Regions from separate parts of the Mus musculus genome. Here region 2 is linked to region 1. The links are chromatin loops, found by intact Hi-C in ENCODE. Cell type or tissue: left cerebral cortex. All regions are shown on one strand. Each heading gives the region's core, and the rest is flanking DNA. Links, peaks and the distances in the headings are about the cores only.

Region 1 (5,366 bases), core at 300-5,299:
TGAGCGACTTCGTGAGGCCCTGACAGAGACCACCCTGCGTCTGGCACAGCTCAAGGTGGAGCTGGAGCGGGCCACGCAGGTATAAGTGTGTTGGGGATACTGAGAATCAGGGCTCCAGTGGGCGGGGTCTGGCCCTGGCTGGGAGGTCAGAGGTTCCTCTCTGGGGACAGGGCTCTGGCTACAGTGGAGTAAGGAAGTAGCTCCTGACCCTAGGTCTCTTCTGCTCTCACCAGCGGCAGGAACGCTTTGCTGAGAGGCCCGCCCTCCTTGAACTGGAGAGATTTGTGAGTTGGGCTACTGGGGTGGGCCCACTGTGTCCCAGACTTACCCTGCCCCTTGTCCTTACCCGCTCTGAACCTGCCCCATGCCTTGCAGGAGCGCAGGGCTCTGGAGCGCAAGGCAGCAGAGCTGGAAGAGGAGCTGAAGGTAACTGGGGCTTGTGATGGCTGTAGCCAGAGCCCAGCCTACCCAGCGCCACCCAGCTGACTCCACCCTGTATCCTAGGCCCTCTCTGATCTCCGGGCTGACAACCAGCGGCTCAAGGATGAGAATGCAGCATTGATCCGAGTCATCAGCAAACTATCCAAGTGACTCTGGAGGAGTTCCCGCACCATATTTATACTGCTGCTTCTGACACACGCACCCTTTCCCCCCGCGTGAACATGAGTGACAGGGCTCTGGGGGAAATTGCTGAGAAGCCATAACCTCTCGGGACCTCAGAACCGGGAGGAAAGCACAGAGTCCCCAGGAACCAAGGGGGACTCTCTGAGATCAGGATAGAGATGGGAGGCTGAGCCAAGTAGGGAGACGTTGCTGAGAGTGGACAGGCACCAGAGATGGGACCAAGAAGGAAGCAAGGACCAAGAGACACAAAGATCAGTATCCAGAAGCAGAGTGGTTGCCCCAGGATCCCACCTCACGTGTGATGCTACCCAGCACTCCTCCTCCTCCCCAGCAGGGATGCAGGAATGTGCCAAGAGTCCCACTGGCCTCTGCCAGGTGGGCCTGTAGATAGGTCCATGTGCAATAGGGAGGGATGTCTTCTATTTTTGCTGCCTCCTCCCTACCCATTGTCTGGGGAGGGGGAGAAGGTATTTTTGAGACAAAGCACAGGCACCATAAATAAAGTGACATTGCCACTCAGTGACTTTGTCTCCTGATTGTGGGCTCAGGCTGACTGAGCCCATTTGGATAGGGTACAGTTGAGGGTAGGGGGTTGGAGTATGTTCACAGGTCTGGGAGGGCACCTTGCTAAAGTGAGCAGCTGGAGCAAAGGGTCCCAGACGATGTGGGAGGGATTAGAAGGAAGCCCTTGGTGCTGTGATATGGGGCTGGGGCACCCAGATTTGCCCTCAGTTCCTCTGAAAGGAGTGGAGTAGGTGTCTGATATTGAAAATGTGGGATGGATCACATAGAAAACTCCGGAAGTGTAGCTTCTCTGGGGAAGGAATAAGTGATGGCAAGTTCCTCCAGTCCTCCATGGCCTCATGGATTGGAACAGCAGGAGCCAGTCTTGAGATGCACTGCACCTCCATCCCATAGTCAGGAGCCGCTGCCTACACTAGCAGCTGGGCTCAGATCTGCCTACAGGGGTACCAGGAGTGAACAGCTCAGGCCAGGAGCCAGGGCTCTGCAGGAGAGGTAGCCAGTATATGGGTTTCAGCTGTGGTGCTGTGGAAAAAGAAGGGGAGAGGGCAGTGGGTGTGGATGGGTGTATGTTGTCTGGAGTGGTCTGTGTATATGTGGCATGCATTTTATGTATGGTGCATGGCATGGCTGACGTGGGGTATGGGTTTCATGTGATGTAGGTGTATGTTGGGTGTGTATCTGGTGTGTGTATGGTGTTTATGATAGTCTGGTACTACAAGGTAGCAGAGTGAGCCATATGTCTGAAGGAAGCACATTTTCCATGATGAGAACCATGAGTGCAAAAGTCATAGAGTAGCCTGGCAAGCTAAGGTCTAGGAAGGAACTTGGACCTGAGTAGCAGAGGACAGTGCAGAGGTGCTGGCTTTGTGCAGGGATGTGGCCCTGCTAATGCTAAGGACTTGAGCTCTGAGGTGGGAGGTCTGGCCACCAGACTGCCATCAGACTTGAGTTGTAACAGGTCCCCCTGGCTGTACATCGATAGAGATTGGAGGAGTGGCGGGACAGGGTGATCAACGAAGCATGAAGTCAGGATAATCAGATAGAAGTGATCAGATTCCAGACCAGAGAGACCTACAGGCATCTGATGTTCCAACAAGTCAGCTGGTCCCTGCCTGCATTTCAGCCTGCAGCCTGGGAGCTCACTAAAACAGTTTGGGCAAACTGCTCGTGTTTTTAGTTTCTCTTAGAAAAAAGGCTACAGGGTATTTGCCAGGAATCCCAGCGTTCAAGGAAACTAAAACGGGAGAAATGAGACTTTGAGGCTATATCCAGACTATCTCCAACAAAACCAACCACCCAACCCTGACATAAGGTATGACAGGCAGTGATTAGGTTCTGAAGGGTCTGTTCCTGGCAGTGCAAACAGCGTGAATCAATGTCCAGAGTCCTGAAAAGTGAGGAAGGGTGGCCCTGAACCTGGAGCAGTCATGTGCATCAACTCTCATGCTGGAGTTAGGTTTTATCCCACATGTCAGGAGAAGCCAAGGGACATGCTTGAGGGGTAGACAGGGACAAGGGACATCCGCAGTGGTTTAAATGCTCTAGAAGGTTGTGCGAACAGTGAAGCTGTCAGCCCAAAGGCTGGCTTTTCTAGGTTGCATTTGAGGTGTGCCACCTGCTGGCTTAGGTAAGAACTGAACTGCTTCAGGAGCAGAGGCAGACTGCAGTGATGGGACTCTCGGAAGTGTCTTAAGGATGCAAAGAGAAGCGCCACAGCAGGAAAAGAAAGACCTTAGGGATACCTAGTCTGAATGAGAAAACCAGCCCTTATTAGCCACCTAAATAAACCGGACAACTTGCAGGGCTTGGCAGGGAGAAAGTTCTCGAGGGGACTGGAAGACCCAAGAGCCTATAGCATGCCCAGGAAAAATCCAGATCTCCATAGCTGGATCCTGGGTGGCTGGCTGGCGCAGGCATCTATGGCATGCAGGTGAGCTGAGCCAGAATGATGGAGGCTGTTCCAACCAGCAGAAGCAGTAAGTGCGAAATGCTTCTGATTGAAGGGGTTGGCCCAAAATGGAGGGTGGGAGGAGACGCCCTCAGCGTTTGAAAGAAAAATCCCAGGCCTCATGCTAGGTAACTGGACCAAGAAGAGCGAGGAGCCAGGAATGGGTTTTGAACCAGAGATTGTAGGTAGTGCTAGAGTGAGGATAGACTGGTGCTTAAGAGGAAGCCTGGGTTGGAATCTCCAGGCTTTCATGGAGAGAATATATGGGGTGTCTCCCAGATTTCTGCCTCCTTGGTAGCTGGCAAGAGGGGGACAGCAGGTGGACTTAGCCTATAAGGAGGCTGTTTATAGCGCATCACAACGCACAGGGCCACCATTGCGCCTCTTGAACGTGCCTCTCTGGTAGTGTCTATGCTCTGTCCCTTTCCCCATTCCCATCAGTCCCTCTGGAAGAGTTCCCGTCAGTACTGTCAGTGCAGTCTGCCCGCCAGGATAGCGGAGAACCCAGGCTGGGAGATCCTTTATGGCATCTACTGCCACTGGCGATGGGTGAGTGGGTGGGGGGAAGTCTGGCGACTGTTGTCCTACGGGGCGCTGGGAACCCCATCGTCTCATCACTTTTTGTGATCGAGCCGGGATCAAATGACTTCTGTTTTGGTCTCGCCTTCCACTTTTTTCTTTTGCTTCTCCATCACGGCCTCCAGCTCTGATACTTTTTCTCTGTCCTTGAGGGTGGGGTAGAAATCAAGACCTTAGTATGTGAGTCCTGGGCGCCCCACCCCTCGCCTCGTCAGGGCCTGGGCGATTCTCTCACCTCCAGCAGCGCGCGCTGCACAGTGACTTGGCTGTACACTCGCGCCCCTTCCTCGGGGCACACCGCCCGCAACTCTTCCTTTTGCAGCGAGAAGAGCTGTGCGCCGGTCAGCACACCGAGCGCCTCCACAGTCCTAAGAAGGCAGCAGGGGCCATCACAGCTCAAGCCCCTTCAGCTTCACCAATCACATCGCACCCACCTAGCTGCTTGTCCAATCAGAGCTCTCAAGCAAGGAAGTTGGGACGGAGAGGCTCAGGCTCCGGAGGTGTCAGATTTCAGAAAAGGAATGCTCTTCCCTGTGGTCTCCAATCAGAGCCTGTCTTTGGGCGTAGCAAATTGCCCTACAGTTTTCCCCGCTCCCACCCCCAGACCAACTAAAACCTTGACTTCCAGGTCTGTTATCTGTCTCTGCAAAGTAGCAGCGGGACCCCACTCACCCGGAGCTAAAGCCCTTGGTCTGCAGCCAGGCACGGACCACCGAGGCCTCAGAGCGCGGGCTGAGCTGGGGCTCTTGGGCTCGGGGCCCCGGGGTTACCCGGCTGGGACCCGAACGGCCCTGCGCCAGGCGCGACTGCAGCTCCTCATTGACACAAAGCATCTGGGAGAATTTCTCTGCAGGAGGGAAACCGGGAAGGGAGGGAGTGCGCACTCTAGGTGCTGGGGCCAGGGATTCGGGAGCCTCTAGCTTGCCCAGAGTGGAGCCTGAAAAGTGAAGACAAAGATCACTTCCCAGAGTGACTCTCCACTACTCACCCTTCTCGCTGGGATCCAAACTGTTTAGACTGTCGCAACTGTCCCACTGGGGCCGCACCTGAGTTGGGGCTGGAGCTGGGGCAGGTGGGGGAGGAGGTGTGCTAGTCTCCTAGAAGGGAATGAAGAGGGGGCGGGGCGGGGAGGGAGACCGAAAGAGATAAGGCTTCCAGCCCCCTTTTCAATAAACTGAACATTCCACTTTCCAAGAAGTACCCTTCACACCTGATTTTCTTCGTTCTCATCCCCAGGACCTAAAATCTGGCCCCCACTTTTCCCTGGAGAAGCAAGAATATACTGACTTACTAGGTGTCTTGCGGGGCTTTGGCTGCGGTGCACCTGAGGTCCAGGGTGGGGTGTCAGGATATTATAGGGTACATAGCCCTCTTGTCCCTGATGGTCCCGAACCTTCCACCATTTGCGCCTGTCATCCAGGACCTAGGGTGGGGAATAAGCAGAAAATTCGTGCCCTGGTTCTATGTGTAGTCTGTGCAGAACCGGCCAATTTCAGGGTCTCAGGCCCCCACACCCACACCGCTAACCTCCAACACATCTCGGTGCTTGACAGATAGCTCGCTGCCATTTCGGGCCTGGAAGTCATAATTACACAGAACCCATTTTCTGGCTTTCTCTTCTAGCTGGGACTCAGTTTCCAGTTCTGGATCTTGCTGACTAGGGAGAATGAAACGGGTAAGGAGGTAGCCG
Region 2 (5,366 bases), core at 99-5,098, 1.2 Mb after region 1:
CGCTCTTAGAGCCTCTGGGCTTGGTGCTATGCCTCCCTCTGGGTGTGTTTCTTTTCTCTCTGCCTTCTCACTCTTTTCTCTCTTTTCCTCTCTTCTTTCCTGTTTACTCTCTCCATTTCTCCCTCTCTGCTTCTCTCTTTTTCCTGCTCACGTCTCTCCTCATGCACCACATGGTGTACTGAAAATGTTTTCATTTCCATTGTCCTGCCTTTCCCGATCTTCGCTAATCTGTGTTCACCTTTGCTAGTTAAATTCAGCTAGTTAAATTCCCTAGTTAAATTCCCGATGTCCGTCACTCCCTGCTTCTGTATTTCTCCTTTCCTGTCGCTAGAAGGCGCTTTCTCTGAGTAGTTGCCTTTCCCTTCTGTCCTTTTCTCTGACCCATTCAGGGTTTTTCCTTTTGGCCCTGTGATCCTCTTTATCTCTGCGGTCCCCCCCCTGTTCCATGTGACTCTGGCTCTAGTGGTCTCTCCTTCTTTCCCTGTGACTGTCTCTGGGGGGATATTGACCCTTTTCGGTGTCTCCTTGGGACTGTCTTCGGGGGAATCTCGACTCTCCTCTTTGTCGTCTCTCCCTCCTTTGCCTCCCCGAGACTCCGTCTCTGGGATTCTCCCCACTCTGTCTATGGCTTTCCAGCCCTGGAGGTCTCTCCTTTATCCACGTCTCCCTGTAACTCTCCATCTCTGAGGGCCTGTCCCCTCCGTATCTCCCTATGACTATAGCAGAGTGTATTTCTTGACTCTGGATCTCCCTATGCTCTGTCTTGGGTGTCTCTCGTGTTTCCCTGTGACTCTCCACCTGAGTGGTTCTCCCAACTCAGTGTCACCCTGGGATTTCCTATGCACACGCCCAGGTCTCTCCTCCCCTGAGTTCTTCCCCAGGTCACGCCCCACGATGCGCCTTTCTTGAGGTTCCAGTCTTCCTACGGATCCATTCTGGCAGGAAGCCGTTCTAGGGAATCCTGGCCCGCCAGAGGCTGTCGAGCTCAGTGCACTCTGGGACTTATAGTTGGGGCCCTCGTGTACGCTATTCTTGGGACGCAAAGGAAAACTACTCCCGGCGTGCAATGCCGGCGGCTGCGGTGGCGCGGGTGTCGGTTCAGCAACACGTCGTTTTTGCGGTTTTGCTGAGGTCGCAGTGGAGTCGGAATTCCAGAAGGTGCAGGGGAGGTGAAGGAATTAGAGTCAGTCCTCAAGCACCCTTCTGAACACAGAGTTCTCTGACCAACCTGCAAGCCTATTTATTGATGTCTGTGGTTTTCTGGGGCAACGGGTGAAGGGCACTGGGGGTACAGCTTCTTCCTCTGTTGCTTTCCCGAGTTAAAGCAGCAGATCACTGGACGCTACAGTTCTATTTTGTTGTTGTTGTTGTTGTTTAAATAAGGGCTTGAACACTTTTAATCCCAGGCAGAAGCAGGAGGACCTCTGTGAGTTTGATGCCAGCCTGATCTACATAGCAAGTTCCAGACCAGCCAGAGCTACACGGTATCTGTCTGATAAATAAATAAATAAATAAATAAATAAATAAGTAAGTAAGTAAGTAAATCTTTGTGTATTTCCTGTCTGGCTTCAAACTTGCTAGGTAATCAAAGATAACCAACATCTGAGCTTCCTGCCTTTACCTCCCAAGAACTGGGTTTATAGGCATCTATCATCACCCGTGGGGTAGGGAAGTGTTCAGATACTGGAGATTGCCCCTGGGACCTTGTGTTTGCTCGGCAAGCACTCTACCAACTGATCCACACAACCCTCTAGCTATTCTTTCTGGTGTCTTCCAGAAGGTATTCTTGAACCAGGACGGGAAGGAGTGGATGCGATGGCCTCTTGAGAAGAGGAATTGGTGTAGATACGTCTTGGTAAGCACTGAAGAAATAAAGACTTCTCACCCCAAAGTGTGTGTCCTCACTGGCTCTTCTCCCATGTACTTCCTGTTAGGTCTCAAACCTGGGGCAAATGGTTAACTGAGGTGCCTATTTAACATATCAAAGCAGAGCTCTCCCAGCATCCCTCAGTCACGACCAGTTACAGAATACGGCTGGTATATCTCAACCCCCTACCTTAAACTCCTTCAGTTCAGGAGCTGGGCTGCCTGCCCTTCCACCAGTTGCTCTCCCCTCTATATCCCAGCCATTTTGGTTACCAGGCCCTTTTTGTCCTGGCCTCTTGGTCTCCTAGCTTCCCCGCTCTCCTTACATGGCCCACCTCAGAGTCACTTTGGACTCTCCTAGATGTCCCTGCCTCTGGCTATGCCTCCCTTTTATCAACAATAAACCTTCTCCTCCTCCACTATACCTAAGAGCAGTCCTTTCCTTTTATTTACTTTTCATTCACTTCCAAACTTATTCCAAATGTTTTCCAAGTTACCTTTGTGTGGGCACAGGTGCAAAAAGAGATTGTATGATCCTGAAATTTCTTTATGTGTGTGATCATGGAGGCCAAAGGATATCAGGGTTTTTTGTTTGTTTGTTTTTTTCGAGGCAGGGTTTCTCTGTGTAGCCCTGGCTGTCCTGGAACTCACTACCAGGCTAGCCTTAAAGTCAGAAATTCGGCTGCCTCTGCCTCCCAAGTGCTGGAATTAAAGGCATGTGCCACCACACCCAGCCTGGTGTCAGTGGTTTTAATCTGAGCTATCTCTCCTGATTGTAGCTGTGAGCTCAGCTCCTGAAGGGGGCGCTATGAACTGGACGCAAGCATTTTTTTTTTTTTTAATTGCAAAATCACCTCTCAGCACTGGGACATTGTATTTCTGAATTGCCCAAGTGGTATTTTCTTCCTGAATCTGTGTGTATTGCTAGGGACAGGCCTGCCAGGGCCTTTGTACATGCTAAGCAAGTACTTTCCCTCTAAGCTACTTGCCAAACCATAGTGCCTTGTGTTTCTCAAGGGACTTTCTGTGGGAGAAATTGCATTCTTGTCTTTCCTAGTCAACGTTCCTAGTTTCTTTTTAAGATTATAAAATGTATGTTCCTGTGAGTGTAGTCGTGGAGGCCAGAAAATGGCACCATCTGTCATTTCCTTCACTGCGTATTTGTCTAAGGCAGGAAGCCAGCAAGCCCAGTGACTCTCTGTGCCCCCACCTTTACCATGGGGGGTGTTGCATGCATTTGAGGGGATGTTCAGCTTGTTTCTTGGGTCTGGGACCTGAACCCTGGTTCTCACGGTGCCAAAGCAAGTGCTTTCAACAACCCCTGAGCGCCCAAGGCTCCCACACCCCCATTTTGAAGAATTAAGAAGACTATCCGGCTATGGTATATAGCTCGGATGGTAAAGTGCTTGCCCAGCATGGGCCAGTCTCTGGGCTCAGTCCCCAAAACTGCATAAACGGGGTGTGGTGGCTTTTACTTGTAATCCCAGCACTGGAGGAGGTAGGACTTGGCTACATATTGAGTTTGAGGCCAGCCTTGTCTACATGAGACCAGCTTAAAGGGGTGGGGATTCGGGGAGGCTGGAGAGATAGTTCAGTGGTTCTCCTCTACAGGACCTGGGTTCAATTCCCTGTACCCACATGGCAGCTCACAACTGTCTGTAACTCCCGTTCCAGGGGACCCAATACCCTCACAGACATGCATGCTGGCAAATCAACAATGTACATAAAATTAAAATAAATACATAACTTTGGGGGGGGGGAGACCCAGGCTCTGCCACTGTTTTCTGATGAGGCCAAGGTTGTCTTAGTCCTACGCCCCTTCTGTCATCAAACTGAAGAATCTGAGTCTCACCTCTCTCTTGGAGTCCTTCATTCCTCCCCACCCACCCGGAGAGAAAGAAAGCATGAGTCTTCCTGTTATCATTATATTGAGGGTTTTTTTTGTTTTTGTTTTTTAAAAAAAGAACATTATGGATGTGAGGGGTGGGAAAGGGTGACTGACAGCAGGAGCTACAGGAACCCAAAGCTCCAGAAAATTAAAATATATATATATATATTTATACATTTATTTATCCATATATACCTAGTAATGTCAAAGAAGCAGAAAGCAGCAGCAAGAAGCAAGCAGCACATGAGAGGACCCGGGTTCATGTACAGCACACACAAGCCATTCCAATCCTGTTACTCCCAAACCTACCCTGTAGCCCAAGAAAAGATGTCTAAGGACCTTCTCTCTTTAACGGGGCTACACAACGAGGGTATGGTGGTATATCTGTACTCTCAGCACCCAGAAGGTGGAGCCAGAAAGACAAGGGTTCAATGGAAGCCTCACCTACACAATTATGTTTGAGACCAGAATGGGCCACATTAAGAAAATCTCTAAAGCTATTAAAAAAAAAAAAAGGGCTTTTTAGTTGATTGCTTTGTTTGTGTTCAGAAAAGGAAAAGATGAGCTTAATGATCTTAATGCCTTTAAGGCCGGCAAAGGCTCCTTCTCTTCTCATTCCTGCTAAAGCAGACCTTGTTATTTTTAACACTGAGATAAGCGAGCAGCCATTACTGACGCTCAGAAATACTTCAGAGTTGTCTTAAGACCATATGGGTGGCCTGGCAGTGATGGCACACACCCTTAAGCCCAGCACCAGGGAGGCATAAGCAGGCAGATATCTTGAGTTAGAGGGCAGCCTCGTCTACAGAGCAAATTCAGGACAGCCAAGGCTACACAGAGAAACCCTGGGGGTGGGGGGAGGGACAGAGACACAGAGAGAGATACCATGTGGATATTTTTGTTGGGTTTGTTTAAATAGCACAGAGAATCGTTTAGGAAAAGGTGCCCATCCATTGCTTCATCTAGGGTATCTATCCTCTAGGTGGTGGGCTTTCAGTAAGCCTGGTAAAAAAAATCTAGAGCCAATTTGGTGCAACGTTGAGTGACAAGTAGAGGCAGAGACTGCATAATGCTGACTTCTGGCCACCGGGAATTGCTGACCTCCAGGATTTTGTTTGCTTTGTTTTGAATTTAAAGGAGAGGTACATTATATGGCCTGCTTCCCAATCCCCTTAACACACACACACACACACACACACACACACACACACACACACACACACACAGACTAAGGCACAGCTAAGGCAGGCAGGCAGGCAGGCATGCTTTGGCAATGAGGCCCCTAAAGAGACCCTTGGAGTAAAGAACTGCAAAAGAGTGTGGGTAACTGTAAAGGAGTGTGGGATGTGTGGGGCCAGCACCTTTGAGGGGTGAGGGAAAGAAAGCAAGATTTCTTAGGGCTCCCAAGAAAATAAGCAGGTGATAAAACCCACAGGAAAGACTATAGAGATAGAAAAAAAATGAACGAGGCAAACTGTGGAGCCACAGCTCAAGGGTAAAACAGGCATACCAGAAGAGGAAAGGTAAGAAAGAGATAGAAAAGGCAAACGGGGAATAAGGAAGACTATACATATCTAACAGGGAAGAGGAAATGGGAGGGAGATGAGAAAAC

What was found. Hi-C counts contacts between places; a loop is a spot of excess contacts. Peaks named below come from ENCODE experiments on the same cell type or tissue, not always from the same donor. Only the 100,000 strongest peaks of a DNase experiment are listed, where the experiment ranks them.
Region 2: a loop joins it to region 1, with 3 times the contacts of the local background. A loop is called at or near these places in 1 of 42 quality-filtered maps.

What each region holds. Positions count from the first base shown.
Region 1 is chr7:4,477,297-4,482,662 of GRCm38, reverse strand. Eps8l1 (EPS8-like 1) reads right to left here. Exons shown (of 20, transcript NM_001374622.1): 15 at 5,204-5,333; 16 at 4,968-5,099; 17 at 4,665-4,773; 18 at 4,349-4,523; 19 at 3,912-4,044; 20 at 2,182-3,822. The coding sequence ends at 3,736. It overlaps Ppp1r12c (protein phosphatase 1, regulatory subunit 12C), which reads left to right. Exons shown (of 22, transcript NM_029834.3): 19 at 1-79; 20 at 234-284; 21 at 376-426; 22 at 505-1,142. The coding sequence ends at 591. Among named protein-coding and RNA genes, the nearest start is that of D630041G03Rik, 9.1 kb to the right of the region's middle. In left cerebral cortex, for the core only: a CTCF peak has its summit at 2,754 (motif pointing left); DNase peaks (open chromatin) are centred at 2,762, 4,114 and 4,503; H3K4me3 peaks cover 1,177 bases; H3K27ac peaks cover 649 bases.
Region 2 is chr7:3,297,767-3,303,132 of GRCm38, reverse strand. It overlaps Myadm (myeloid-associated differentiation marker), which reads right to left. Exons shown (of 3, transcript NM_016969.2): 3 at 3,784-5,366. Among named protein-coding and RNA genes, the nearest start is that of Prkcg, 3.1 kb to the left of the region's middle. In left cerebral cortex, for the core only: CTCF peaks have their summits at 323 and 2,657 (motif pointing right); DNase peaks (open chromatin) are centred at 1,052, 2,694, 2,989, 4,410 and 2 more places; H3K4me3 peaks cover 1,062 bases; H3K27ac peaks cover 3,297 bases.